Regions from separate parts of the Homo sapiens genome. Here region 2 is linked to region 1. Evidence: chromatin loops called from intact Hi-C (ENCODE). Cell type or tissue: Caco-2. All regions are shown on one strand. Links, peaks and the distances in the headings refer to the core of each region. The heading gives the core; the rest is flanking DNA. Region 1 overlaps DMRT1 (doublesex and mab-3 related transcription factor 1). Region 2 has its middle 33 kb from the start of DMRT3.

Region 1 (15,820 bases), core at 4,865-7,364:
CTCAAAAAAAAAAAAAAAAGACACATGTAATTCTCTTATTCCTGTTTCGATCAGAGCCCGGGGAGAACTGTGATGCCTTGTGGAAAGATGAGCCCTTGCTGTGGCATGCCAAGAGGCAGGGTGGGGACAAGTGTTTGATCACAACTATTGTTTAGAATTTCCAGTGCATGGTGATAGATTGACTTTAGTGGATTTTATTTTTAAAAAATTATCCCACAGTGAGTGCACCCCCTTACTGCCTCCCCCCAGGATGGGTTGCCCTCAGCACCCCCTCCTTGGTATAGCATTGGCCCTGTGGGCATCACCATTGAGATGCACAGCCTCCTGGAAGGGGTGTTCATACATAGACTGAGGAACAGGGAAAAAGGTATTATCCCCACATTTTATTTATCACATTCCTTCTCACAACATTCTTTCTGGCAAGTCCCAGTTCTAGGGGAAGGAAGGCAGACATAATTCTATGTCTGGAGTATTTGTATAAAACCAAAAAATGGGAAGGCCTGGAAATTTCGCTGTCTCCTCACTCCCTTGCCCCTGTGTGTGTGTGTCTGTGTGTGTGTGTGTGTGTGTGTGTGGCACTGCAGGACATGTCAAACTAAAGTTTATGTACTTAAAATCACCTTTAAAGTGTATAATGGAAAGGTTTTTTGTTTGAGTCATTTGTTTGCAAACCCCGAAGAGGAGTCTTTCATTGCGGTGCCCCGTTCTCCCGTTGACAGAAGCAGGTGGACCCGTGAGGGGAAGAGGAGGGTGCAAGCAGAACAGCCCTGGAACAGTGTCACGCTGCTGGGCACTTCCTGTCTCCTATTCCATTTCATCCATAAACACAGCCTTTCCGGGCTGTGAGCCTCCTTTTGTGGATGAGGAAACTGGGGCTCAGGGAGATGAAGTAGCTAGCTAGTACTGCACGGCTGGAAACGGGGAAGCTGGATTTGGAGTTTGCCTGACTGCAGAGAGGCACCTCTGTTCCCGTGGTGTCTCTGCTTTCCTTGCAGGGCAGTGCACATTTCTTGGTTTTCCTTTTAAAGCCGTGAAATTCTGGAAAATCACTAGGCATGCTGTCTCTCAAGATGCTTCTGTGACACACACACCCACACACACACACACACACACTCACACACTCTTCCAAATCCATGTACTTTAGGGAACAGTGGTAACGTGATGCTTTTGGTCATTCTTGTGTCATTTCAATTAGTTGGAGGTGGACTCCCTTCATGGTCTTAGAGTGGGCAGGGCTTTTTCCTGCCACCCACAAGTTGAGTGTGTCCATCAGAGGTCACCAGCCTGCGTCGGATCTTGAATACCAGTTTGGTAAAGGATGTGAGTGTGTGCGTGTGCTTAGTTAGAATGTGGCCCCAGACAGCCTCACGTTGCCCTCCCGGCAGGCTCTCATGTTCTGTGCTCATAAGACACCCTTCACACTGCTGATTTATGCTAAAAGTATCCTAATGTTTCTGACAGCTCATGTGTGACATGAATATAATCCATATTTCTTACAGCAGCTAATCCAAGTGGCTTATTTTCCTATACTGCTGATAGGGCTATATCTCTTGATGTCGCAGCCCTGGAGATTGTGATGGTGACATATTGTTTCTGGGTCACTAGTTTTGTCTAAAACAGTAGGTTGGAACAGAGTAGCAAAGGTTAATTAAGTTTGTCCATCAAGGTGGGAACAGATATGGATGCCTCTGATGTTTCTGGTTCTGAAATCAAAGTTCCTAAATGTGCGGTTGTGGGCATCATTTCTCATTTTCAGACAATCAAAAAAAAAGTTTATTTGCTCCAGAAGTAGAGACAATGCGAAGAGTTGTTAAAAGCTAAAGGCAGCAAAGTAGGTCTTTATACTAAGCAGATACCTTCATTTAAAATTAGAAAGTTTCCTTGGTTTAGTAGAGAGAAATCTCAGAAGCGTCTGAGGTGATTTACTTTGAATCTTGCTGTCTGTACTTAATTCCTTGGGACCAGAACCAAGTTATTTGATCTCTCTGAGCAGTTTCTTCCTATATCAATGATTATTAAATTATGAAGACTCATGAGATAACAAGTCTCTATATTATTTCTCAATAGATGCTCATTTTCTTCCTCTGAAATTTGGTTAATCTTATCGTCAGTAACCAGTATTTTCTCAGGAAAATTAACATTAAGAATATCATCAGTACAACCCCCATCCGTACAAACACACACCCCAGTCTTAAGAAGCATTGTAGATGCCTTCAGAGACTGGACATGTGAGAGAGTGGAGCGTGCTGATCATTATTAACCAAATTTAAAAAATACAACCTTTTTAATTTCCTTTCTCTCCAGCCATTTTACTGAAACTCTGTTTCTTAGTTGCTTTTATGTAAATGGTACTTGCATTTATGCCTGGTATACATGGGTTCAGTTGGGAAGTCCGGGTCTGTATTTTAGATTTGTGAACTAGACAAATGTAGGTTTCCAACCCAGGAACTGGAAAATCCTGCATAGATTTCTCAAGATGAAGAAGGCGCTGAGCTAGTCCCAGCCAGACACTGGTCCAAACCAACCACCCCACTCTCTTTTGTGAACCCCCTGATATGCACCAAGACCCTTTCAGGTTTTAGGAAAAGGAAACATTTTTTAAAATTTGGCTTTTTCTTACTGTTTACCTCCTTTTAGAGGTACTTGCATCCCTTTACCTGATTTATACGTTGGTGTCTTTCAAACATTTTAGATTGAGACCCACAGTAAGAAACTGTATTCCAGTATATATTTACACACACATACACAAAATGACAAGTTTTGTAGAACAGTTCTTACCCCTTACCCAAATTGTATATGCAATGAATTCTTATATACAGTTCTCTTTTATTCTGTTCTGTTCTATTCTATTGCATTCTGTTCAATTCCATACAGTTCTCTAAAATATATATGTGTGTGTGTGTGTGTGTGTGTGTGTGTTATATGTATATAACACACACTGACTGCATACTGAATTATTTGAGGGCCCTATAAAAGGTAACACTTCTGCCTTTTGGAAAACATGGTCTCAAGAAGTACACTGTTGTTCCGTCAGTACCACTGATGGCAGATGGTGAAAACAGTTGAACAACACAAGTTAAAAAAATAATTTGGCCTTTGTAAAATGTCAAAATACTCACATCTGAATTGCTTCTGGGCTAAAGATAAGCAAAATGGACCACTAATAAATACAAGTGTAATCCTGATATCCTATGGGGTTTCTATCCTTAATGGGTATTCAGGATTGTTGTGGGCTGGGCATGGTGGCTCATGCCTGTAATCCTAGCTCTTGGAGGGGGGCCCAAGGTGAGAGGATCACTTGAGGCCAGGAATTCAAGACCAGCCTGGGCAACATAGTGGGACCCTGTTTCTACAAAAAATATAAAAAATTTAGCTGGTCTTGGTGTTGTGCGCCTGTAGTTCTAGCTACTCAGGAGCCTGAGGTGAGAGGATCACTTGAGCCCACGAGATTGAGGCTGCAGTGAGCTGCGATCACACCACTGTACTCCAGGCTGGGCGACAGAGAGACCCTGTCTCTAAAAATGTTTTTTTAAAAAAGACTGATGTGAATTTCTCTTCCATGCCCTCTCCACAATTTATGGAAATTGCGGGAGGGCTTGCTTTATATCCTTGTGTTCAATTTTGGTTCTGTTTTTCCATGTGAGTTGTTTGTTTTTTTATGGTTCACCTTAGGGCTGTTGTTTATTTTTATTTTTGGAGCTACTGTAATACAAACTTTCCTTTGGTTCTTTTTTTTTGAAAACTCCACCCACACTTTTTCTTTTGTTTTTGCATGTGTAGTGGGAAATTTGGGATTTGCAACTTAAAACATCTTAAATGAATCACTTCTGAAATGGTTGGTTCTCTCTGCCCTGTTGTGTGAGCGTCCTCCTCTCCACTCCTCCCCCGTTTTCCCCTCCCACCTCTCCTGGGCGCATTTGGAGGGAGAGCTTTCGTTTGGAAAAAGGACTCTTGGGTTCTTCAGCATCTGAATGCCCAGCCCCAGCCCCACGCTTAGCACAGCAGCTTCACCCCTCCCCTGTCCACCCCTCACCCCACACACGTTGAAGGATCCTCTTGGCCTTTGCGGGAATCCCTTACAAAGGCTGAGTCCTCACAAGTGCCTGTCTCTGCCTGCCTCGGTTCTTTCCTCCCTCTAGGAGGGAAGTGGAGGGCATTCCATAGCAGGACCACCTAAGAGAAAGCAAGGTGAGCGCAGGAGAGGAAGGGAGCAAAGGACTCATCTTCAGAGCTCTGGACACAAAAGGAAAGGAAGTCGGGAGGGGCGGGTTTTCGCTGTGGGAATCTGCTTGGGTCACACACCTCAGCATTTGGCCTGGTGCTTTGGTAATCTCTGAAATGTGTGCATAATAGCAATCATTTTAGCCTATATATTAAAATTTTTTTCTCAGCTGTGAAATATGGAATGCTGAAAAATGAATAAGGTGTGTATTTCAGAAGGTGAACGGGGCTTTTTGGGTGAAGCCCTTTGCGTAGGTGAAGTCTGTAGGCTCAGACAGTTCACGGTGTGTGCTTAGGTGAGCTTGGGAACAGGCATCCCATTTAGATGGTTCGAAAAGAAGCATCTATTAAAACTAAAGCCATCATTTAATGAGGGTAAAAGTCAACCCCAGCCTTCACACCCAGCACCACCAGAAGACCCAGAATTCTACAGCCTGTGAAGAGTCCTACCTTTATAAAAAGGTTTCTGTTCAGAAAACCAAAGGTTTACCCCAAATACAGCTTTTGCCATTTAAAAGACTGTAAGCCACATATGAATACCAAGGGAGTTTTTTTGTTTCTGTTTTTTTTTGAAACAGGGTCTTAATCTGTCACCCAGGTTGGAGTCAGCAGGGCAAACATAGCTTACTGCAGCCTTGACCTGCTGGGCTTAAGCGATCCTCCCACATCAGCCTCCTGAGTAGCTGGGAACACAGGTGTGCACCACCATGCCTGCCTAATTTTTTAAATTTTTTGTAGAGATGGAGTCTCACCATGTTGCCCAGACTGTTCTCCAACCCCCGGGCTCAAATAATCCTTCCTCCTCAGCCTCCCACGTGCTGAGATTTACAGGTGTGAGCCATTGTGCCTGGCTGAGTCATTACACTATTTGTTTAAATATCAGTTTGCAATTAGGAATGTTATCCTATAGAATAACTCTTCTCATTAAGACTGTTCCCCTTTCTGCAAATGAGCATTACTTAGAGCCTCCAGTGAAGCTGAATGAAGCTCTAGAGAGATACGAACTTAACGCTGAAGATTTTTTTGTCTTGAAGCATGAAGAATCAAGATACCTAAATACTGATGATGAAAACTTTTAATAAATGTGAGCACAGGCATTTTTAATGAAAAAGGCATCATCTGATATAAGTTCAAAAACAAATGAAAAAACTTAGAAATTAAAAAAAAAAAAAGACTGTTCCCCTTTGTTACATCAACTCCAGTTTTATGCAGCCATGCGATGTTTAGTAAACAACTAGATGACAATTTGGTCTTCACAAATCCCTTTTAGTCATTCACCTGGATAGACTGTTCACTTTGATGCAAGACCAGGCACTCATCTAAACTGTTACTAGATAACCAGTGACTGGTATTTGGGATTTTTTTTTTTAAAAAAAGAAGTGAACTCAAACATTTTTATGGTTTTTTTTTCAGATATTATTGTTACTATAAAATAGGGTGGCTAACACGTATAAAAGGAAATTATGGCTCGGGTTTACTGTAATGCATATTCTTAACAATTTAATAGAACACAACTCCAAGGTCTTGGGTTGCCTGCAAAGTTAATACTAACACCATGAGCATCCTCCACCAGCCAGCTCTTATCCATGGGTCGTACTCTGGTTCAGAGACTTTGGATGGGTAATAACGTATAAAACATGCCTCTTGCTTGCCAGTGACCACTGCTAATAATAATAGTAGTCATCATTCACTGGAATCCTGGGTTTTTAGGGTTTACTTGGTTTATTTATTTGCTTAGCTTGAAGGAATAAAAAAAAACCTTGAGAGGAAACAAGGAGGCATTTCACAAAGGAGAAAAATATATATCCCTTTAGGAAAACTGAGTGGCTCCTCTGATTTCTTTGCCGCTCTTGTCCCTCAGCAGCACTTAGCTGTTTTCTTCTAGCTGGAGGTGAGGGACTGAGCACAGGGGTGGTGCTCAGTTAGTTTAAAGGGAGCTTCTCACCTTGGCGCTGTTCAGGCCTTGGGTTGGTTAATTCTGTGTCCTGTGGGAATTGTGGGACACTACACTGTAGTGACAGTCAGCAGCATCCCTGACCTTGACCACTAGATGCCAGCATCAACTCCCTGCCCCCTTGTCACAATCAAAAGCGTCTCCAGATGTTGCCAGATGCCCTGTGGAGGATCAGACTGCCCCTAGTTCAGAACTACTGGTTTAAAGTAAAGTGAGTTTCAAAGGCTTCGTTAATTTCCCATTTTGTTTAAGCCAAAAGTAGCAGGGTTGTGATTTTCTTTTTAAAGTTAGAAGAGAGCAGGAAGTAATTTAGTTTGAAATTGCATTCTGCCATGCCTTTTTCTGGGTTAATTGCATTTTTTTTTTTTTTTTTTTTTTTTTTTTTTTTTTTTTTTTTAGATGGAGTCGCACTCTGTCGCCCAGGCTGGAGTGCAGTGGTGCAATTTCAGCTCACTGCAACCTCTGCCTCCTGGGTTCAAGCGATTCTCCTGCCTCAGCCTCCCAAGTAGCTGGGATTATAGGCGCCTGCCACCACACCCAGCTAATTGTTTGTATTTAGTAGAGACGGAGATTCACCATGTTGGTCAGGCTGGTCTTGAACTCCTGACCTCAGGTGATCCACTCACCACAGCCTTCCAAAATGTTGGGACTGCAGGCGTGAGCCACCGCGCCCATCCATGAATTGCAGTTTTAACATCCTGTTTATATTGCTACACATGCACTTAGAAACACATAGAACTGTCCTTTTCTTCTTATGAGCAAGTTGTCACGTGGATGGGTTGTTTGTGGATTCTTTGAGGTGGATGTAGCTGAAGTGACTGATGACCTCAGTAAGTTCATGTACTAGTCTGTTCTCACACTGCTGTAAAGATACTACCCAAGACTGGGTAATTTATAAATAAAAAAAGAGGTCTAATTAACTCACAGGTCCGCATGGCTGGGGAGGCGTCAGGAAACTTGCAGTCATGTCAGAAGGCGAAGAAGAAGCAGGCACCTTCTCTTCTTCACAAGGCAGCAGGAGAGAGGAGAAAGAGAACAGGGGAAACTGCCAAACACTTTTAAAGCATCAGATCTCAAGAGAACTCCCTCCATATCATGAGAACAGATTGGGGCAACCGCCCCCATGATCCAATCACCACCGCCTACCACGTTCCTTCTTTGACACGTGGAGATTACGGTGTGAGATGAGATTTGAGTGAGGACACAGAGCCAAACCATATCAGTTCACATTCTAGTAACCTCAAATGGAGTCTGACCCTTTGTATCTTTTTCTTCTTTTACTGGAATTCTTTTATAGCTCAGTGATCTTGGGGATTCATTAAGGATAGTGAATGTTTGAATATAAATAACTAAATTCCTATTTCCTAATAGTTCTTTTTATTTCATGCTTTTGGAAAACATGGAAAAGGAATTAAGGGAATAAATAAGCACACGCATGGATTTGAAATTGTGTTTATTTTCCAGTAAGCGTTAGTTAAAAAAAAGAATTTTACTGTTCATCTTCATCTTTTTGTCAAATAATACATACATTGGGATTGGCAGCGTTAGCCAGTCTATTTGTCAGATTTAGCCTGTTTTAGTTAATATAGGGGATTGTTGGGATCTCGTACTTCCAAGGTATATGGACGATATGTTGGTAATTGTAGAGCACTGGTTCTCAATCTCGGTGTCATATTAGAATTAACTGGGATCTTTGAAAATATCCAGGGCCCAGGCCACATCCCAGAGCAGTTAAACCAGATTTTCTTGAGTGGAGTCCAGGCATCAGTACTGAGTTCCCTTCTCACCTTACTCCAGTGAGAGTGAAGTTTGAGAAGGAACCAGTGCCACTGTTTACAAATAAAGTTTTATTGGAACACAGCCATGCCCATTCATTTTACAAATTGCTAGAGACTGTATGGCTTGCCTAAAATATATATACTGTTTGACATTTACAATAAAAAGTTTGCTGACACCTGCTATAGACTCATGATCAACATTTTTCAAACATTTTGAAAGGAAGGTTTGTGTAAACTTTCATAGTAAAAAAAACATCCAGCATTTTGCAGAGCATTTAGGCCCAAATCCTATCTGTTTTCTTGTACCCTGGCAAAATTGAAAAGCATTTTCCTTGAAGAACTGGCTTGAAGATATTGTCAAACCTGAAGTAGATGTGACAAACTCAGCCCCCAGAGCAGGGAGGCTCCATTATTTATATTACGGCTTATGTCGGCACCTTGCTTCTAATTCAGTGTTCACTACTCAGACTGTGTAATTGACTTAAGGAAGTCTATGGAGACACAAATGGCTTTTCAATTCAAAGTGTGTTTGAGTTTTTACTGCTGCAGCAGTTGTAGATGGCAACAGACCCCTGAAAAAAATCTTTTAGTTCTGGGGAATTTTGTGTATAAAAATAAAAAAAGAATGAAAATTAAAAATTGCTATTTACATAGTTTCACTTTTCCAGTTCAGCTGGAAACTGGATGGTTGTAAGCAACTGGTAATTTTTTTTTTTTTTTAAGCTGGGGCAGTGGCTGACACTTGTAATCTCAGCACTTTGGGATGCCGAGGCGGGCGGATCACTTGAGGCCAGGAATTTGAGACCAGCCTAGGCAACATGGAGAAAACGTCTCTACTAAAAATACAAAAATTAGCCGGACGTGGTGGGGCATGTCTGTAGAGTAGGCTACTCAGGAGGCTGACGCAGGAGAATCGCTTGAAGCCAGGAAGCAGAGGTTGCAGTGAGCCGAGATTGTGCCATTGCACTCCAGCCTGGGCAACAGAGTGAGACTCGGTCTCAAACAATTTTTTTTAAAGGGTTTCCTTTGGTCTTGGGTTCTGAGAGGTACTAAGTATGAGAGGAAGGATCACGTATTCTAGTCCCTGGGCACCAGCAATATCAGCATCTCCAGCCCAGTCTTACCATCAGGACCTGCATTTTAACAGGACCCCCTGGCCATTCATATGCGCATTGAGAGCTGCTGGGAATCATCAAAAGATGCTGCAGTGCTCTAATTGATAACTGGGTGTGTGTAGTAAACAGCTACCATGATTGTCCCTTTTCTCTTAAATGGTTTAGTGGCTTCTTAATGGGCTCTTCTGCTGTGTGGTCTTATTTATTAGGGGTAGCCAGTTTTTCCTTTTTGGCTGTTTTCCGAGTATAGCTTCTTTAACCTTCTATTTAGTAAAGATTTAATGTGGCCAGGCGCGGTGGCTCACGCCTGTAATCCCAGCACTTTGGGAGGCCGAGGCGGGCAGATCACGAGGTCATGAGATCGAGACCATCCTGGCTAACACGGTAAAACCCTGTCTCTTCTAAAAATGCAAAAAATTAGCCAGGCATGGTGGCGGGCGCCTGTAGTCCCAGCTACTCGGGAGGCTGAGGCAGGAGAATGACGTGAACCTGGGAGGCGGAGCTTGCAATGAGCCAATATCATGCCACTGCAGTCCAGCCTGGGCGACAGAGTGGGACTCTGTCTCAAAAAAAAAAAAAAAAAAAAAAAGATTTAATGTAATGGTAGAAAGTGAAAACGGAGTGATTGGCCTAGAAGAGACACCATTTCATATACTTCAGAAAAACAAACTAGAAAGGATAAAGGGGACTTACCCAGGTAAACTTCACTTGAGAGGAAATAATCACCTGTAATGGTATCTTTGCTTCTCCAGAAGAAGTAATCCACTCATGAGAACATAGATTTGAGCTTGAGAGCAGTAGAGATCAAAAATAAATTCCTTGAGCTGCTCAAAGCATCAGGCAGAAATCAGGGACTTAGCTCTTTCTACCAAACAGCACCATAATACCCAAAGTACACTTAAGCCAGTGTTAGTTGGTGAATTGTCCAGAATGTAGATGTTCATAGAAAATCTTGAGGAAGCCCAGTGCCTAATTTTACACTACCAGGCTCTGTCAAGTTAGTGCTATTTTCTTTTTCAAGTACCATTTAAAATACTTGATTGAAAAACATGATTTTGAATTATTTTGGATTATTTTGAAATTACTCATATTTCTGGACAGAATTGGTTTATCTTGAACATTCCCTTAGATCGAATTTTGTTTAAAAGCGAGTACCATCTAAATTTAAGTTTTAAAAGACTGTCATAAATAACTGAAGTCCAGCTCTGTTGTTGCCGTGAAGATGTGATCATGAGTTGAATGCTCGGTGTCTCTAACAGGGTCTAGATGTTCATGGAAGTGGGTCTTACACAATCAGAGTCATCAGGGCCAGGAAAGTGGAAATGGAGGGGGGGCCCTTTCTAAGCCATCAAGTCATATCTTCTTAGCTTTGAATGAGAATCAGGAAGCCACAGGGAATGAACTGCTTCTTATATAAAAGCTATCTCATGGTCCTAAAGGCAGGGTCTGGTTGCCGGAAAAAAATGAATGACTGCTGTGCTCACATGCAGCTGCCACTGGAGGGGCGCTTGTGCCTCCTTACTGCCTTCCGAGTTTTGCTCTGCCCCATGTGTCCAGTTAGCAGAAGCCAAATCACCTCCAGAATTCAGATCTCAGACTCCTGTTCTTGCTGCAGGGAACAGACACCGACTAACAGGATCCAGCATGGCATTGTGCTAATGTCCACAGCTTCCCATTACACATGGTTTGCATGTTGTTTTACAGTATTTATTTATTTGTTTTTTTTAATATATATATATTTTTTAGACAGAGTCTCGCTCTGTCGCCCAGGCTGGAGTGCAGTGGCGCGATCTCGGCTCAGTACAAGCTCTGCCTCCCGGGTTCACGCCATTCTCCTGCCTCAGCCTCCCAAGTAGCTGGGACCACAGGTGCCCGCCACCACGTCTGGCTAATTTTCTTGTATTTTTAGGAGAGATGGGGTTTCATTGTGTTAGCCAGGATGATCTCGATTTCCTGACCTTGTGATCTGCCCATCTTGGCCTCCCAAAGTGCTGGGATTACAGACGTGAGCCACTGCGTCCAGCCTATAGTCATTTTAAATACTCTCCTTATATGAACACTGTAAGGTAACCAAGATAAAATTCCAGTTTTGCACATGAAGAAACATGGGAAGAGGTCTGATAACTTGCGCCCGTTCAAACAAATTTGTTAGTGTTACAGCAGATTGTGTTGTCCCCTCTCCACCACCCTGTTCTCTTTTGTACTGGTTAATCGAGCACCAAATGAACAGAAGGAATTTCAGGGGTGCTTTAGAGGGGACCTTAAGATAGAAAGGGCACCATCATAGTTCTAGGCCCAGTACATTGGAAGAGCATATTCATGGCTGAGGCCACTTCCAACTTAGATAGGCTATTCCCTTAATTTGCTTTTTTTTTTTGAGACAGGGTCTTTCTCTGTTGCCCAGGCTGGAGTGCAGTAGTGCAAGCAGCCACGGCTCACTACAGCCTCAAACTCCTGGGTTCAAGTGATCTTCCTACCTCAGCCTCCTGAGTAGCTGAGATCTCACTCGTGCACTATCACACCCAAACAATTTTTTGATTTTTATGTAGAAAAGAGGTTTCACTGTGTTGCCCTGGCTGGTCTTGAACTCCTGGGCTCAAGCGATCCTCCCGCCCTGGCCTCCCAAGGTGTCGGGAACATAGGCATGAGCCACTGTGCCCAGCCTGTTACCTTGTTTTAAAGAACTAGATAATTATTGTACTAGTTGTGACATGCAATGTTGATCTCAGTATATTTCTTCTTTTTTCTTAAGCAGATGAAGAACATGGAGAACCGCCATGCAATGAGCTCCCAGTACAGGATGCATTCTTACTACCCGCCTCCCTCTTACCTGGGCCAGAGCGTGCCCCAGTTCTTCACTTTTGAGGATGCTCCCTCTTACCCGGAAGCCAGGGCGAGCGGTAGGTGTCTGGTCACACAGACTGGATTTGGGGTTGAGAGAGGATGGCTATCCAGTATTGGGTCATTAGCTGTGTCTAATGGCTTAGCTGTTAGTAATTGTTGGAAATTTTATTGCTGTGTGAAGCTTGGATAAGTATCCTTTAAAGAATTTAGTTATAAAATGACTTTGCTATGCTTGATTCTTAATATCATGTTTTTTTTCCTTTCTGGATTCCTAGAGTGACAGGAGTAAGATGAGAGACTCTCCCTTGGAAGCTAAAAATGTATTTTATGGAGGATCAATATGAAATACAGGGGCACTTTAAATGTGGTTCAAGACCTGGTATTTTTTGTGAAGTGAGTTTCTGTGCATTGAAAACTCCTTTCCCAAAGACTTTCATTTTAAAATTGAAGGCGTATTCATCTTTTTGGCGAAAACAACATAATAAAACATTTTTGAATACAATAGATCTCAGAGTTTATGCAGTAGCAATGCAAATAACTCTGATATAATGGCTTTGAAATAAAAAATGACTGTTTAATGAATCAAAGCACTTTGAAATACATAGTAACTCGACTTCAATTTTAACATCCCCCAGCATTTTCACTGTGGTGAGAGGCAGGTCTTTACAGCTGCTGCGTTTCCAGATCCCGTGTTTAAGTTCTTTATAGTTAAGCATCCTCTTTTGATGTAGGAAAGTGAGAAACATACACAATAGGCAGTAAGTGGAAATCAGGGCAGTAGAGGGTGTCTTGGAAGAGAAACCAATCTAGAAGAATTTACTCTGTGCTAAATAAAAGGATATGTTCATTTTCTAAGTAACTTGACTCTTTAGAGAACTTAGAGAATGAGAATCAGAACCATGCTTTGATTTCCAAATTCAGAACCAGAAAGTCTAAAATAGCTGGGCAAGTTATGCTTTATTTACCATATTAACATAAAATAAAGGACTTCTATTAATATGAAATATATAGGTCACGGGAGCCTATGTAGTTTGAGCTGCAGAGAGGCCGAAGTACACATTGTTGATTGCAGTTTCACTTTTATTAAGAATCACTTTCCGTTGGGAGTGGACAAGCACAACTCTGTTTTATAAGTATTCATACTATATAATGTGTGCCCATAGGTCCTTCTTTCATACTGCTTTTGAGTCTATATATTTATTTGGCTTATAAGCTCCCTAAGGACAAACAACACATTTTCTATACTTTCTTACCTGCTGTGATGCCTTTTATTTATTTGTTGGTTGAGTGAATGAATGAATGAATCTGGTATTATTTTTAACTGAGTTTGGCCTGTAAGGGCGTGCAAGCATGAAAGGTCAGAATCCTAACTGGCCTGTCTGCACAATTTGGGGATGAAGCAGTTAAAGGAACATTTGTTAATACAGAAAATTAAGAATGAAACCCACTTTCAGGAAGAAATTGCCTGAGCTTCTTACACCAGGAATAATGGAATATTTTTTGAAGCACTGGCGTTCTTGAGACAAAGGTGTAAATTCAGAGCAAGGCAGTAAGACAAAAATATAAGAGGCAATTTATTAGAGCAGAGAGGAGCGAATTTGGAGAGGAGCGGTAGGCATTTGAATTTATGGCAGAAAAGGAAGCGACTCAGAAGGAAAGAGGTTACAGTCCAGGAAAGAAAAAGACCAGCTGTACTAGCGCTCACAGGGAAAGAAGAATAGGTGAATACCACCTACAATTCCTTATTACTTTTCTGGCCATGTGTTTATTTGAAAGAGTAGTGTGTGAGGAGGCCCCAGGCTTAACTTCCTGGTACCCTGCTAACCCACTAACAGTTAAGTAGGAGGCCCAAGCTTCAGAAACGAGAGCTGGGAAGTAAAATCTCAGCACTATCTACTTTGGAATTATCTTCGAGAAGGAGTGTACAAATACGTAGAAAATCAAAATCCCAGCTAATTTTTAACAGAAGGCTTAATGCCTTCCAAATGTGTGCTATTTTGGCTTTTTTTATATTGCATGAATTTTTACAAAGCAAGTGGGAAGGTAAAGGAAGCGTGTTTGGAGGTCAGTAAGGACACCTCAAAGGTCATCTCATGGGACACTGGATCCTCAGTTTTATCAGCATTGACACAGTGGGGTGTTCTTTGAGAGCATGTTAGCCCTTCTGGGAGGTGGGGCTGAGGCTAGAGACAGGAAATGATGGGTGGGGATGCGGACATCAGTATATTCATTTGTGAGATATCGGCAAAGGTTGGCTCATAACCAGTTACATGTGGCAGATCCGTCAAGTCTAAGTTCCTTTGGTTGATTGTGTTAATATGTAAGTTATTATTTATTCTAAATAGGGATTTCTAAAGAACTTGAAAGACAGTGTTTTCAGTAGGTTTAATGTCTTCTTTAAAGTCTTATTTAAGTATAAATTTGCCCATTAAATCTATGTTCTTCAGTTTCTTTAAAAATAAATTTAAGCTTAGCTTCTCTGTCATCTAAAAAAATGAACCCAAGTTCAGTGTCTTCCTCTGGGTTTGCTATAAAGCTGGCAACATGAAATAAATGGAATGTTGGGCGGGGGGAGGGGGGCATTTTACAGGGCAAGTTTTCCTTTTGTCGTGTTACTGCTTTTTAATGCTTTTCTTTGTAAAAGGATAGGAGCCATTCCTTCTTTCCTTATCCTGAAAAACGTTAAGAGGGTAGGTCAGAGAGATGGTGGAGTCAGATCTTGCAGGTCTTTGTAAGCTATTGGAAACAATTAGGCTTTTATTTCAAGTGAGATGGGGAGCCATAGCAGGGTTCAAGCACAGGGTGATTTGTCTGTCTTGTGCTTTTAAATGATCACCCTGATGACTGTTTTCTTATAGACTATAGGGATGCAAGGGTGGAAGCTGGGAGACCAGTTAGAAGGTGATGGCAGTAATTCTGGCAAAAGAAGATGGTGGCTGAGTGAGGGTGGGAGCGTGGCAGTGATGACGGGTGGTCGAATTCTGGATATATTTTAAAGATAGAACCAACAAGATTTGCTGTTGGTCTTTGGATGGGACAGGAAGAGAGGAGTGAAGGATGACTCCTTAATTTTTGACCTGACCAATTGGTATTTTGATTTTCTACGTATTTGTACACTCCTCGAAGATAATTCCAAAGTAGATTGGGGTTTCCAATTATTGAGGTAAAGAAGACTATGGGAAAAATAAGTTTGTGTGCATTACGAGTTTAACTTTGCATGTGTTAAGTTTGAGATGTCCATGAACCACCCAAGTGGATTGTTGATTAGGAGTTGGATGTGTGGAGTCTGAGGGGGAGGGGAAATATCTCTACTGGAGATGAAGATTTGGGGGTTCAGTGCATAGGTTTATTTGAAGTCAATGTGATGAGATCATTTGGAGAGATGAATGTAGGTGGAGAATATAAAGGACCAGGGACTGAGCCTGCGTGTCTCCAGTGTTTATGGCCCTGTAGATGAGGAGGACTAGCAAGGAAAAGAGGGAGGAGGAGCAGCCTGTGAGGCAGGAGGGAAACTGTGTGTGAGCGGTGCCTTAGAAGCCAAATTAAAGGATTTTAATGAGAGCCAAAGAGTGCTGATATGTCAAATGAGATGAGGACTGGAATCGACCATCAGCTGTTGCAAGGTGGAAATGATCAGTGACCTTCTGAGTGGTCACTTTGGTGGGAGGTGAGAACCAAAGCCTGCCTGCGTATTCAGGAGTGCATGGGAGAGAAGAATTGGTGCAGTGAATACAGGCAGCTCTTCAGGAGTTTTGCTGTAAGAGGAATAGTGGGATGGGACGTCAACCCGTGGGGAAGTGAGTTCAAGGAAGGGCCTTGGCTCCTTCTTTAAAGAAGAGAGATTTTATAATACGCTTGTATGCTGATGAGGGCGATCCCAATAGAGGGAGAATTTGTGGATACAGGGA
Region 2 (15,820 bases), core at 5,795-8,294, 98 kb after region 1:
CTTCACTAACACACTCCAAAATTTCAGTGGTTTAACACATAAAGGTTTATTTTAAAACTTTAACCCGTGCAGAATCTGCCATGGGTTTGGCAGCTCTTTAGGCAGTGACACAAGAATTGTTTCCTTTTTTTTTTTGAGACAGAATCTCACTCTGTCGCCTAGGCTGGAGTGCTGTGGCATGATCTCGGCTCACAGCAACTTCCGCTTCCCAGGTTCAAATGATTCTCCTGCCTCAGCCTGCTGAGTAGCTGGGATTACAGGCATGCACCACCATACCTGGCTAGTTTTTTATAGTTTTAGTAGAGACGGGGTTTCACCATGTTGGACAGGCTGGTCTTGAACTCCTGACCTTGGGCGATCTGCCCTCCCAAAATGCTGGGATTACAGCCACTCTGGCTTTAGTTTCCTTCTTTACTGTGGCTTGACCATTTCCACACGTGGTTTTCCTGGCAGGGGAGGGTGTGCTGGTGGGCTTTCCAGGGCCTCACCTCTGCTCACATTTCATTGGCTGGATCCAGTGCCATGGCTTCACTTAGAGGAAAGGGCTAGGAGGTAGAGTTTTCTGCATGCCTGGGAAGCTGTGGAGAAAAGCATACAATGAAACTAAGAGGTGACACCACAGGGACATGAGCCCTTTCAGTTCCAAAATCCTACATTCTGTCATTCTTCAGAGTGGTCACATGGTGTGGTCTGTAGATACACTGGCTTGACCTTTAAGATGACTGACTGCTGTCAAGCAGAACAGATGCTACAGATATGTTGAGCTTTAAGTAGTTCCAAATCCTATGTTTCCTTCCTGATGATAATAGCTTTTTTTTTTTTTTTTTTAGACAGAGTTTCGCTCTTGTCACCCAGGCTGGAGTGCAATGGCTCGATCTCTGCTCACTGCAACCTCTGCCTCCCAGGTTCAAGCAATTCTCCTGCCTCAGCCTCCCAAGGAGCTGGGATTATGAGCGCCCAACACCACACCCAGCTAATTTTTATACTTTTAGTAGAGATGGGGTTTCACCATGTTGGCCAGGCTGATCTCAAACTCCTGACCTCAGGTGACCCGCCTACCTCGGCCTCCCAAAGCGCTGGGATTACAGGTGTGAGCCATCATGCCGGCCACAGCTAACTTTTATTTTGTGTGCGTGTATCGACTCAACTTATCTTCACAGCAGCCCTAAAAGGTAGGTACGTTTTTTATTGCTCCTGTACTATTTTTTTTTAACAGGAACTGTTTCATAGATTTTAAAAACAGGCTCTGTCTTCACTTGAACAGATATATTTGAAAAATGAACTCGAGTCCACTGTGTGCTGTTTCAGTGATGCATTCTTGATACATGCATTTTCCCAGCAGAAGGCCCAGAATCACTAACACGCTGCTTCAGGGTCACACAGTTGCTGTGGGGAGCTGGATTTCCCCCTGAGAGTCACATCCGAGAGCCCATCTTGGGCTGACACTGGGGCCATTAGGCTCAGGGGCCCTGACATGCCCAGCCTCCAGAGTCTGCTCCTCAGGATTTCAGAGACCAGCTCATCAGGACAGTGAAGCCTGAGTGTAAGATGAAACTGGCCTTAATTTGACCAGCTATAGTAAGTTGGCTTTAATTGGATGTGAAATATTTTGCCCCTACAGGGAAATTTAACTGTGTTTTTTTTCTTTTTGCCATTTAGTGGCCCACGTTCCAGTGGGTACAATTTCCAACTCCCAGTCCCAGACTAGCCCCTAATTAAAATATGATGTTTTCTTTTCAAGCTTGGTTTGAAAGTCAACCGACAGTTTTTTGTTTTCTGTTGTTAGGAAATTGTTTTTATTTTTTGAAAAGGTCAGGGATTTACAGAGCTCCAAAGTAAAAAGACATAAAAAGGTTTACAGGGAAAATTCTCCCTCCTCCGAGCTACCTGAGTGCAACCAATGTTTAGTGTCTTGGGCATCCTTCCAGAAATATTTTATTTTTAATTTTCTTTTTACAAACAAGGCAGCGCTCTGTCACCCAGGCTAGAGTGCAGTGGTATGATCACGGCTCACTGCAGCCTTGACCTCCCCAGGCTCAAGTGATCCTCCTAATTTTAGCTTCACTAGTAGCTGGGACTATAGGCACACGCCACCATGCCCAGCTAATTTTTGTTCTATATTTTATGTTATTTTTTTGTAGAGACAGGATCCTACCATGTTGTCCAGGCTGGTTTTGAACTCCTGGACTTAAGTGATCCTCCTGCTTCAACCTCCCAAAGCGTTGGGATTACAGGCATAAGCCACTATGCGCAGCCCTTCCAGATATATTTTATGCACATGCAAGCATAAGTATTCTTTTTTCATTTTCTTTAAACATTATTTATAGTATACTATATACACAGTTGTTTTACCTTGCCTTTTTTTTTCTGTCCACTTACTATGTTTTGGAGATAGCTAAATATAATTATAAAGATAGTTTCTTCATTTAAAAATTTAAATTTAAATTAAAATTTTATTTAAAATAAAAATTTTAAAAATTACATAGTATTTGGCTGTTCCATAGTTTATTTAGCAGTCCCCTTCTGGTAAGTATGTTAAGTTTTGAAGTCATCTACTATTAAACGATTTAGTAATAAATAACTTTAGACCAATGTGATTTGAATTGGGAGCAAGTATAAGTTGCATGAATTGATGAAAGAGGAATTCCTGCAGCAAAGCGTACATGCATTGGTAATTTTACTAGATACTGCCAATTTGTCCCCTTATAGGTATTTTTCCAGTTTATACTCCCACCAATAAAGTACAAGAATGTCAGTTGCCCCACATCCCCAGTGAGTGTGTTTTCAGTTGTGATTTCCCACAACTTGAAAATCTCAGTATGCTTTCATTTGCATTCTCTTCTTATGAATGGAGGTGAGCTTTTCGTATGATGCCATCTGCATCAACAGCCATCTCTTTCTCGGAGTGCTGGAAGAACACTTGCCCTTGAACAGGTCTGTGACCCAAGCTCAAAGCTGGCAGAACCCATCGCAGCTTAACCACCAGGGTTTGTAGCTGAATGTCTTATGCAAGGAAGTGGTTGGTTTCTGCAGTGTGTTCTCATTAGAAATGCTTGGTCACTGAAACCAATCCTAACCAGGCTGATGGCGCCATCTATCTTTCTGAGATGGGTAAATGGAATGCAATGCAGTTTTACAAGCGGGATATTTGGGACCTGACATGGATGATTTCAGGGACCTGACCCTGATGATGAGCTCTGCCAGGGGCTGTGGATGCGTTCCATCAAAGCTGAAAATATCATCAACTTATTGAATTGTCTTTTGTCCTACTTGATGTCACTGAAGTGAGCATGTCTTTTTGATTTTTAAAAAATGTTTGGCCAGGTGTAGTGGCTCACGCCTGTAATCCGAGCACTTAGGAAGGTCGAGGCAGATGGATTGCTTGTGCCTAGGAGTTCCAGACTAGTCTGGACTACATGGAGAAACCCCGTCTCTACAAAACAATACACACAAAAAATTAGCCAGGTGTGGTGGCAAGAACCTGTAGTCCCAGCTACTTGGGAGGCTAAGGTGGGAGGATCACCTGAGCCCAGGGAGGTTGAAGCTGCAGTGAGCCGTGACTGCACCACTGCACTCTGGCCTGGGTGACGCAGTGAGACCCTGTCTCAAAAAACAAACAAAACAAAACTTTATTATTAAAAAAATAAAAGGCCCACATATATAGAGAATAGTGAAATGAACCCTAATCTACACATCACCAACATTAAGCAGTTACGAAGACTACACGACACTTGACCCATCCATCCCATTTCCTGTTTCTTCCTTTTGGATGAGGTAAGTAGTCTTTAAAGCAAATAATGTCATTTCACCCTTATGTACTTCAGTAAACATCTCTAAAAATGGGCATAGTCATATATAATTACAATGCCATGATCAGATCTGACAAAATTAAAAGTAATTCATTGGTATCATAAGACCGAGTTCATAAAAATCTCCGAGTTATCTCCAGCCTCGCTCCCCCTTTACCGTGGGTTTGTCTGATGGGGGTCCACACGCTGTATTTGGTTCTATGTTTCTTACGTCTCTTCATTTGCACAGTGGACGCCCCCTTTGTGAGGAAACGGAGTCCATTGCTCAGCAGAATCCTCTCCATTCTGAAACTGTGTGTTTGCTTCCTCGTGGAGTCACTTAATTTGTTCCTGGATCCCCCATGTTTCCTGTAGAGTGGAAGCAGATCTAGAGGCTTCTTTGATATGGGTTCAAATGTTTGAGGGAGATGTACTTCCCAGGAGATGCTGGTCCACTGCCTACTGCGTCACTTCCGAAAGGACACAGTGGGTCTTTTGTCCACCAGGCAAGATCAGTAGGGGTCAGTAACGTCAGCCAGACAACCCCTCCATTGCAAACTCCACTTTCCATCTTTTCTCTACAACCTTTCATTTGCTCACTATGTTGCTGGAATCAGTAATTTCAATTAGGGGTTGAAAAATGGGGATTTTCCTTTTTTTTTTTTTAATTTTTTTTTTGAGAGGAAGTCTCCCTCTGTTGCCCAGGCTGGAGTGCAGTGGCGCAATCTCGGCTCACTGCAACCTCCCGACTCCTGGGTTCAAGTGATTCTCCTGCCTCAGACTCCCGAGTGGAATTACAGGCACGCGCCACCACGCCCGGCTCATTTGTGTATTTTTAGTAGAGATGGCGTTTCGCCATGTTGGCCAGGCTGATCTTGAACTCCTGACCTCAGGTGATCCACCTGCCTTGGCCTCCCAAAGTGCTGGGATTATAGGCGTGAGCCACTGCACCCAGCGGGGATTTTCTAATTCTACCATTGCTTCCACATATTAGTTGGAGTTTTTTCTGTATATAAAGAAAACTAGAGTTATTTTGTCACCTTGGAATAGTTTATATCATTGTTAAAGTGGCCAATGGCTTCCTCAGGTTTCTTGTTTTTTAAGTAGTCTATCCTTCTCCAGTTGAGGAAACAAAGAACAGCATATTATGTTCAGGCCATGGAATTAGCCTAGGAAAGAAATAGCCTTTTTTTTTTAGCTTTCCTTATTACCATAGAATATTTAGCCCCAGATGTGTGTGAAATGTCATAATTACTAATCGATCCTTTCTACTTGCAGGCCTTACCCTTTGTCCCTGCCTTTGGTCTTTTCCTCAGGGTCTGTCTCCTCGAATCAGCAAAAGCATTGAGTTGTAATAAAGCATGTAGGCTGAAATATCATCACTGAAATCTCAGCACATTCCTTTCGCCCCAAAGCCAAACACCACTTAGTTGGATGATATTTGGATAATATGTTGCAATGACTCTCAGTTGTGTACACTTTAGTAAGAATTAATGCAACCAGCTTGCTTTCCATTTCACAGATTAGGTTGATGCGGGAGAGACAGGCCTGGAAAGGAAGTAGCAAAAAGAGGGCGTTGAATCACCAGGTGCAGGGCCCTTTCTAGATGGTTGTGGAGGCAGCTGTTGTTTTTTCAGCTAGTAGAAGCAGCTGACAGCATTTCATGCTAAGAAGAGATACTAGGAAGAAGGAAGAAGGGAAATAAAGATGTTCTGGGAACTTTTAGCTGCTAAAGAATGGGTTAGATACCCGATTATGGGCACCTGAAATCCCCATTCTTCCCCTACCACACCGTATCTCTGTAAGATATTTTTGCTGCAAGTCACACAATACTGGACTGAGAAAGGCCACTGTCTAGACATGTGCGTTTCTGAATAAATACCGACTGGGTGGTAGTGTAGCACAGTGGTTAAGTTCATAGGCTTTGGAGACAGATCTAACTGGGTTCAAGTCCTGGCTTCATCATTTGGGTTAGAGGCTTTAATGTCTTCAGCCCTCAATTTCCCCACCTGTAAAATGGGGATAATAACAAGGCCACAAGGCTACTGTGAAGATTAAGTGGACTTGAAGCCTTTACCACATTTCCTTTCATATAAGCCTTCAATATATAATAACTTTGAAAAAGTGAAAACAAAAAATGGAAAAGATTTTTTACTTCAAAAGAGGATTCCACCAGTTGGTAGAAAAAGATTTTATTTTCACTAATCCAGTGGGCACAAAGACTCCTCCAGGTATCCTTCTGTCATGCGAACAGGAGTGACCTGGTCAGCCACCGACAGCTGGATGCCCCTTAGACATTGCTAGGTTGTTCTGAATGTCAAAGATTTCTGGCCTGATGCGGAGGAAAGGGAACTCTTATATACTTTGGTGGAAATGTAAATTATTGGTACAGCCATTATGTAAAACAGTATGGAGATTTCTCAAGAAACTAAAAATAGAACTAACATATGATTCACCAATTCCACTGCTGGGTATTTATCCAAAGGTTAGGAAATCAGTATGTTGAAAGGATACATATACCCTCTTGTTTATTGCAGCATTGTTCACAATAGCAAACATGGAATCAACCTAAATACCCATCAATGGATGAATACATAAGGAAAATATGGTACATATGCACAATGTAATACTATTTGGCCATAAAAAAGAGTGAAATCATGTCAGTGGCAGCAACATGGATGGAACTGAAGGTCATCATGTTAAGTGAAATAAACCAAGTACAGAAAGACAAATGTCAAATGTTCTCACTCATATGTGGGAGCTAGAAACGCTGACCTCATGGAGATAGAGAGTAGTAGAATGACAGACACTAGAAGCTGGGAAGGGTGTGTAGTGGGAGATGGGGGTAAAGAGAGGTTGGTTAATGGGTACAAACACACAATTAGAAGAAATAAGTTCTAATGTTCGACAGCAGAGTAGGATGACCAGAGTTGACAACAAGGTATTGTATATTTCAAAAAAAAAAGCTAGAAGAGAGGACTTGAAGTGTTTGCAATACGTATAAATGATATTCGAGGTGATGGATACGATAAATAACCTGACTTGATCATTACACAGTCTATGCATGTAACCAAAGATACGCGTGTCTCATAAATATGTGCAAATATTTGCGTATCAATAAAAAATAAATATTTTAAAATGGAAAAAAGAAAGGCTCTGGCCTGATGAAAAGCATCTTGTAGCAGCCCTGATCTTTCACTTCCATCATTTTCGTTCTACGGATCTAAGCATCGTGTCCTAAAGCGGGGCTGAAACAAGCCTCACCAGCACCGGGCGGACACTCTGTGCTCCTCGAGCCAATGGCGCCATCTAGTGGTGCTGTTGCGCTAACACAGCCTGGCCCTGGGCCCAGGTTTTGTGGCCACTCTCAGAGTTACCCTGAGTGTTCACAAGAATAAGCTTCAGCGACGTCTTCTTGTCTTTCACGCTTACTAAAGTGCAGTCGGCTGCCTGGGCTCCCATCAGCTCCTCAGAAGGTGGGAACATTGCTCACTGTTCCTCTCTTTCTGGCTCTGCCTCACTCCTGTGCCTCTCACTGTGGCATGTGGGTGACATGCTGGGACATGCTGGTGATGCCATTTCTCTGCGTGGTCCCATTTATCCTTTGGAGAACTGATGACAAATGATAGGTACCTAGGCAAAAATCATATGTCCTGTTCTGAAGTAGGATTTAAGGGGATGTTTCTGTCTTTTCCATGCCCTTCCTGGAACCCTAAGAATTTGTGAATGTCCAGTAGCTATAATTAGAAGTGGCTAGCTTCAGGGTCCAATGTGTGATTGGCTCTTACTCTATGATGACCCGACCTCACTCCACAAAAGTCCCAGAAAATTTCCAAAAAGTAGTCTCTGTACATCGCCTTCCGTGCTTTAGACAGGACATCTGCCACACTGAGTCTGAGGACACGGGGCACTAAGCGTACCCAGGCAAGATCATTAGCTGAGTTAGCTCTAAAAGCTCGCTACCAAGTGTGGTCTAAGGAGTAGCAGCAGTACCATCACTGAGAGCTGGCTAGAAGGCAGACTCTGGAGCCACGCTGTAGACATACTGATTCAGAATCTGAAGTTTAGCTAGACCCTAGAGATTGGCGCACTCACTAACATTTGAAAAGCACCGAACTGTGGCAGTGACTCTCAACTTTGGCATCACAATAGAACGACCCAGAGGGCTTCTAAAGATCTGGATACCTGGCCCTCGCTCCAGACTGATTCTAATCTCTGGGGGTGGGAAGTGGTGTGGTGGTAGGACAAACATTGAGAAAGAGGTTGACCATTTAGAGCAGGACCATTCAATTACCCAGAGCTGGATTTTACCACAGTGAGGGTACAGGAAGTTGGCCTATAGCTCCTTCCTGAAGATCTCACAAAAGGAACAAAAAGTGCCAAAACTCAGCAAAAACTCTCCAGTAGTAAACAAATTAGGTTAAGAGGCACAAATTCTTGTTAGAAACTTTAAAACATGGTGGCCAAGAAAATAATCGAAGCTTCTAGTGTAGACCACACAGGTACCTACCAATCCCATCCTACCTGCCTGGAGTGATTCAAGAAAAGGAGGCTGGTGATGAAATTCTGAGAATTCTCACTAATATCCACCGATGTAAAGAAAAGAAAACCTACGGAGTAAATAGGCAGCCTGTGGGAAAGGTTAAGAGTATTGTGATTTTTTTCCCCCAAGACAGAGGTCTCACTCTGTCTCCTGGGCTGGAGTGCAGTAGCATGATCACAGTTCACTGAAGCCCTGAACTCTTGGGCTCAAGTGACCCTCCTGTCTCAGCTGCCCGAGTAGCTGGGATTACAGGGCAGGCTACCACACCTGGCTAATTCTTAAAACAATTTCTCATAGAGATGGGGTGTTGCTATGTTGCCCAGGCTGGTTTCGAGCTCCTGGCCTCAAGTGATGCTCCTGCTTCTGCGCCCCCAAAGTGTTGGGGTCACAGGCTTGAGCCACCACACCCAACCTGAAAAATTGTGTTCTAACAAGCCCTCCTGGTAGTCCTGATGCTCACTAACATTTGAAAACTGCCGATGTTAAACGGTCTCCAAATTGTGTTCGCAGCCACCACTAGCTTGCTGAGCTCCAGCTGAGGAAGGTGGGTAGGGAAGGAAGTTTCTATACTGTGGCTCCTACCATGCTGACTGCCCACAAATCAACTGGGGGTAAAGCACCTAGGAAGCAGCTGGTTACAAATGCTGCTCACAAGAGTGGGCCTCATATTGGAGGGCTAAAGAAACCTCATCGTTACTGGCCTAGCACTGTGCCACTCCATGAAATTAGATGGTCTCAGAAGTCCACTGAACTTACAACTCAAAACTTCCTTTGCAGCACCTGGTGAGAGAAATTGCACGGGACATCAAAACAGATCTGTGCTTCTAGAGTGCAGCTGTTGGTGCTTTGCAGGAGGCAAGGGAGGCCTACCTGGTTGGCCTTTTTTTGTTTTTTGAGATAGAGTCTCACTTTGTCACCCAGGCTGGAGTGCAATGGCGCGATCCCAGCTCATTGCAACCTCTGCCCCCGCTTCCCCTGGGTTCAAGCGATTCTCCCACCTCAGCCTCCTGAGTAGCTGGGATTACAGGCATGCGCCATCACACCAGGCTAATTTTTTTTTTTTGTATTTTTAGTAGAGACAGGGTTTCACCATGTTGGCCGGGCTAGTCTTGAACTCCTGACCTCAAGTAATCTACCCGCCTCGGCCTCCCAAAGTACTGGGATTACAGGCGTGAGCCACTGCAGCTGGCCTGGTTGGCCTTTTTTAAGATACCAACCTGTGTGCCATCCATGCCAGACATGTAACAATTATGCCAAAAGGCATCCAGCTAGCACGTGGAGAACAGCTTAATAATCTACCATGAGGAGAAACACGTTTCGTTCTCAAAAAAATAAAAACTCTCTTCTTCCTGTTTTTGGTAGTTGTGAACAATAGACATTTTTTTTCGTGGGGCCAAAAGGTACTTAAGTATATGATTGTGACTGGAAAAACAGGAGACAGAAATCAGGTATGGGCAGTTTTTCCATTTTCATCTGAGTGTGAATTGTTCATATAAATGAGATGTACAGCATTCATGCAAGTCAAAAGTTTTGTTGAACAAGTTTCAGCAGTTCAACTTTATAGCAATTACAAATACACCTGTTAAATGTTTCTGGACGATGCCAGCATTTGCATTTTTTAAAAACAAGCAAATTTCTTATTGACTGCAACTAACTGGTGTTTGTAGCACTTTTATCATACAGCAGATTCCATCCACAGACTTTTCTAACTGAGTTGTCCTACATGCAAGTATATATTTTTAATGTTGGCTGTCTTCTGTGCCGTTCCTGTATTAAAATACATGAAGCTATAAAAAATAATACTCCAGGTGATTGTTGCTCTCTGCCAACTTAAGTCCGGTATTGTCACGTCTTTGATTTTGTTTTTCAAGAGAAGCTGAAATTCTGAATTTTTATGTGTCACCTCCCAACTTTTAAATGTTGGCAACAAATTTGCCTTTTCGAAAAAAAGAAAAAAAAAAAGAAAAAACCAGACAGACCAAAGAAAATAAAAGTTTGTTTCATGAGGTGTTAATTTTGTGCCACTGATTATAGAACATCTGGATGGCATTGCCCACCTTAAGCATGAAAAAGATGAAAAGAAATGACATTGGCCGGCGTGGTGGCTCACGCCTGTAATCCCAGCACTTTGGGAGGCTGAGACAGGTGGATCACCTGAGGTCAGGAGTTCGAGACCAGCCTGGTCAACATGGTGAAACCCCGTCTCTACTAGAAATACCAAAATTAGCTGGGCGTGGTGGCAGGTGCCTGTAATCCCTGCTACTTGGGAGGCTGAGTCAGGAGAATCGCTTGAACCTGGGAGGTGGCAGTTGCAGTGAGTCGAGATTGTGCCACTGCACTCCAGCCTGGGCAACAGAGCAAGACTCCGTCTAAAAAAAAAAAAACATGAAAATGTATAGAATATTAGAGAAGAAAAGATACCAGAGGGACAGAACACACAAAGATAGATGGACAAGCTAGTGTAGAAGAGAAAAATACCCACAGGAGAAGAGAGCTAAAAACCTGAGATGATACAACGGCAAGAACATGGAACTGTTATACATTAGGAGACTTCGGACATATCCCTGTTTTTCACCTGCCAATAGATCAACAACGCGGCAACTGAGTGAACACACTTTTCAAAGCCAACCAGTCAGTGTCAGGTCTCCCTTCTGAAAGGAGGAAGTTCAATTAAACAGGCCTCCAAGTGTCAACCAATCAACAACAGTGTCATCAATGACGTCAGCCCACTTACACCCCTGGAAATCCTGTCTCTAACTTCCACCTTCCCCTAAACCCTGTATGAGATCCATAGTCAGCTCTGCTGATCAGCACAGTTGTCTCTTATAAAGCAGTAACTTCAGTTTTGTCTTTTTATCTTATATATTGAATAGTGGTCTCATCTGACAAATTCAAGAATGAAAAAGTTGAAGTAAAAGAAAGAGGTGGGTGGTGAAAAGTGAACAATGTAAATTAGAATTAAGAAAATGACCACAAGGTTTATGATCACTGAATAGGACATAAATATATTATAAAAGACAAGATAACAAAACTAACAGCGACAAAACAGAAGTTTGGGAGAGGGAAGTGGGAAGAAGTTTAAAAAGTTTAATTTCCTAATTTTTATATCTGGTATCACTCATCAATATCTAAAATTCAGACAAGGAGTTTAAAAATGATTCTAACATCTTAATGTCTTCTCAAGTTATTTTTGTTATAATAAAATTTAAATATGCATGAACGTAACTAGTTATAATCTTGATAGCCTCATAGTTCTTATACAAAGTAAATACAAACAAAGCCAATAAAATTCAGATTATCAATTATTTAAAAATAGATGTTGAGTACAGCATTCATACAGAAAAGAGCGCAAGTCACTGGCTAGCCAAATGTTTTTTTCACAAGGTGAACACAGGCATGCAATCAGCACCTGGACCAAGACTGAAAACAGTGCCAGGACCTCAAAGCCTCCTCTCCTTCCTACTGCCAGCCCCTCCATCAAAGGCAACTCTCAAGGTGATTTCTGACACCACAGATTCATTTTGCCTTTTTTGAACTTTATAACAATGGAATCATAAAGTTTGTCCTCTTTCATGACTGGCTGCTTTCATTCAGCATTATGTCTGCGGCCCATTCATCTGTATTGTTGCGTGCGGTTGCTTCTTTTCATTTTTGTACAGTATTCTATTATGTGAATATACCACATTGTATCCATTCTACTGATAATGGACATTTGAGCTATTTCTGGGTGTGGTTACTACAAAGAGTGCTTCTATGAGCATTCTTACACATGTCTTTTGGTGAACATATGTACATATATCTGTTATGTATATTCGTAGAAATAGAATTGCTCAGGCAGAGTATACATATGTTCAGTTTAACTAGATGCTGCCAAACAGTTATCCAAAAGTTTGTAGCAATTTATACTTCTACCAGCAGTGCATGAAAGTGTCAGATGTTCTACATCCTTGCCAACAGTTGGTACTGTCAGTCTTTTACGTTTTAGCCATTTTGGTGGGTGTTCCGTGATTATCTCAGTGTAATTTTATGTGCATTTCCCTGAAAACTAGTGATGTTGAGCGCTTTTTCATATGCTTATTAGCCATTTGGATATTCTCTTTTATGTAGTGTAGATTCACATTTTCCCATTAAAATTGGTTTATCTGTCTTTTTCTTATTGATTTGTAGAAGTTTTTAAATATTGTGAATTCAAGTCTATTGTTGGATGTATTAATAACAGAAATTCTGAATTTTAATCAAGTCCAAGGTTATGAAGGTATTACATGTTTCCACTTTACATTTCACATTTAGATTTGCAATTCATCTGGAATGGATTTTTGTGTGTCGGGTGAGGTAGGGGTCAAGATTCATTTTTCTCTGTATAGATTTCCAGTTGGCCCAGCACCACTTATTGTGAAGACTCTTTCTTCCACTGCATTGCATTTCTGCCGTAAATGAAGTGACTATAGGAAGATTTGTTTTTGGATTATTTCCATTGGTTAATTTGTCTATCCCTCTGCCAATATCACATTGTCTTATTATAACTTCATAATCAGTTTTGGTATCTTGCCATATAAGCCCTTCAATTTTGTTCTTAAAGATTTTATGGACTTTTCATGGTGATTTGCATTTCCACATATATTTTCGATTTGGACAGAAGGACCTGCTGGGGTTTTGATTGGGACTAAATCAGATCTATAGATCAATCTGGGAGGAACTGATATCTTTACACTATTGAGTCTTCTGACTCAGAATGTATCTCTCCGTTTATTTAAGTCCTCCCTAATTATGCTCAATAATATTGTGTAGATTTATGTAGCGAGATCTCACATATGTTTGTTGGGTTTATTCCTAGATATTTGATTTTTGATGCCATTATAAATGGTACAGATTTTAAAGTTTTGTCTTAAAATATTTTCTGGGGCTGGGCATGGTGGCTCATGCCTGTAATCCCAACACTTTGAGAGGCTGAGGCAGGAGGATCGCTTGAGACCAGGAGTTTGAGACCAGCCTGGGCAACATAGTGAGACCCTGTCTCTACAAAAAATACAAAAATTAGCGGGGCATGGCGGTGCATACCTGTAGTCCCAGCTACTCAGGAGGCTGAGGTGGGGGGATTGCTTGAGTCCTGGAGGTCGAGGCTGCAGTGAGCCGTGACTGTACCACTGCACTCCAGCCTGGGAGACAGAGTGAGACACTGTCTCTCAAAAAATAAAAAAAGTTCTTACTGATATATAGAAATGAAATGGACTTTTTAACCTCGCCCTTGTATCTAGTGACCTTGCTAAATTCACTGATTAATTCTAATAGTTTATCTGTTGATTTTTTCTGAGTTTTTGACTTCCACAATCATGTAACCTGATTCTTCCAGGCAGTTGAGCTGAGGGTGAATTACTTTATCCAATCTGGGATTGAGCTGGATTTCTGTATTTGTGAGTGCTATTCATTATCTTTAATCCCAGAGTAGAGGCTTTCAGGGGTCTTAACAGAAAATCTGAGGTGTTTCACTGGACCTTTCCTCCAAAACCCCAATTTTGTCTCCCCAGCTCCAAAAACTCTGCTCAGTTTCTCTGCCTCTTGGTCACCAATTATATAGTGAAAAAAGCTTAAAGGGAAAAGTAGCCAAATATCAGGTCACCTCTCTGTGCCTCTTTTCTTTCTGGGATCTTGACTCCACATATCTCTGCTTCCTTTCATTTTTAAAAAAATTATTTTTATTTTTTATTAAATTAATTAATTAATTATTATTATTTTTGTTTTTTGAGACGGAGTCTCACTCTGTCACCCAGGCTGGAGTGCAGCGGTGTGATCTTGGCTCACTGCAACCTGCACCTCCCGGGCTGGGAGTAATTCTCCTGCCTCAGCCTCCTGAGTAGCTGGGATTACAGGCGTGCACCACCATACCCGGCAAATTTTTGTATTTTTCGTACAGACAGGGTTTCACCATGTTGGCCAGGCTGGTCTTGAACTCCTGACCTCAGGTGATCCTTCCACCTTGACCTCCCAAAGTGCTAGGATTACAGGTGTGAGCCACGGCGCCAGGCCAATTAATTATTTTTGAGACAGAGTCTTGCTCTCTCACCCAGGCTGGAGTGCAGTGGCGCCATCTCGGCTCACTGTGACTTCTGCCTTCCGGGTTTAAGTGATTTTCTTGCCTCAGACTCCCAAGTAGCCAGGGCTACAGGTGTGTGCCACCACACCTGGCTAATTTTTTTATTTTTAGTAGAGACATGGTTTCACTATAGTGGCCAGGCTGGTCTCAAACTCCTGACCTCAGGTGATTCGCCTGCCTCAGCCTTCCAAAGTGCTGGGATGATAGGCATGAGCCCCTGGGCCTGGCCTATTTTTAATTTTTTTAATAGTTATCTTAATGGGTATGAAGTGACATCTCATTGTGACTGATCTTCATCTATTTAATGGCTAATGATGTTGAGCATCTTTCCATGTGTTTATTGGCCATTTGTATGTATTCTCTGGAGAAATGTCTACTCAGGTCCTTTGTCTATTTTTAAATTGTGTTACTTGTCTTTTTATTATTGAGTTGTAAGTTTTCTTTATATAGTGTTCTATCTAGGCTGGATTTTGTTACAACTCAATAATAAAATATTTTTGACCATTCTGTGGGTTGTCTTTTCATTTTCTTGATAGTGTTGTTTGTAGCACAAGTTTTTAATTTTAATGAAGTTCAGTTTATTTTTCTTTTCATTTCTTGTTTCTTTGCTGTTGTATCTAAGAAGGCTTTACCTAACCCAAGGTCACAAAAGTTTACTCTTATGTTTTCTCCTAAGAATTTTATAATTCTAGCTCTTACATCTAGGTCTCTGATCCTTTGGAGTGAATTTTTGTTTATGGTAGAAGGAAGGGGTCCAACTTCATTCATTTGCACAAAGATATGCAGTTGTCTTGGTACTATGCTCCCACATCCTTTAAATAGTCCATCACATTCTCCTCCATGACCCCAGGACCCCTCATCATGCATGACCTCGTGCTCGCCCCTGGACTGCTGATCCCTGGGACATCGCCCTCATGGTGCAAGTGGTTCTTCTCCAGTCTTCCCCAGGACTTGCAGTAGATTAGAAATTACTTCACTCAAGAGCTTGGTCAGGGTGTGCATTGCTGTCTTCACTACTTATTGCAAAGTAAGGAGTGTAAGAGTTTAATGTGGAATATATATAATTTTGTGAAAAACTGGGGGGTATGTAGTGGTCAGGCTACTATAGTGCAAAGGAGACCCACCCCACAGGCCCCTGATTTTCTGTGGCAGAAGGGAACGCACGGTCTGGCAGCCAGCAGCCGGCTCTGCTCCAATGCTTGCTGTTTCTACAGAAGCCCTGGCATCCACGTCTGTTCCCCCATTGAGGGTTCTGATGGGTGCTCACTCTTGCCACTATCGTCATGAAAGTAAAATGACTTGTTTTCCCCCAAAGGAAACATTACGAATGCAACCAAATGCCTGAAGATTTCCTACGTGACCAGTGCTCATCCACCAGGAGGCCTGGTTTTTAATATT

Evidence for each region. Peaks named below come from ENCODE experiments on the same cell type or tissue, not always from the same donor. Only the 100,000 strongest peaks of a DNase experiment are listed, where the experiment ranks them.
Region 2: it touches region 1 in a loop (6-fold over the local background); 5 of 110 quality-filtered maps call a loop at or near these places.

Annotation. Positions count from the first base shown.
Region 1 is chr9:904,940-920,759 of GRCh38, forward strand. DMRT1 (doublesex and mab-3 related transcription factor 1) reads left to right here. Exons shown (of 5, transcript NM_021951.3): 4 at 11,824-11,968. Among named protein-coding and RNA genes, the nearest start is that of DMRT3, 64 kb to the right of the region's middle. In Caco-2, for the core only: no CTCF peak of the experiment used is centred there; a DNase peak (open chromatin) is centred at 6,292.
Region 2 is chr9:1,002,183-1,018,002 of GRCh38, forward strand. It overlaps the pseudogene H3P29. Among named protein-coding and RNA genes, the nearest start is that of DMRT3, 33 kb to the left of the region's middle. RefSeq lists a silencer at 7,016-7,215. In Caco-2, for the core only: a CTCF peak has its summit at 7,098 (motif pointing left); a DNase peak (open chromatin) is centred at 7,089.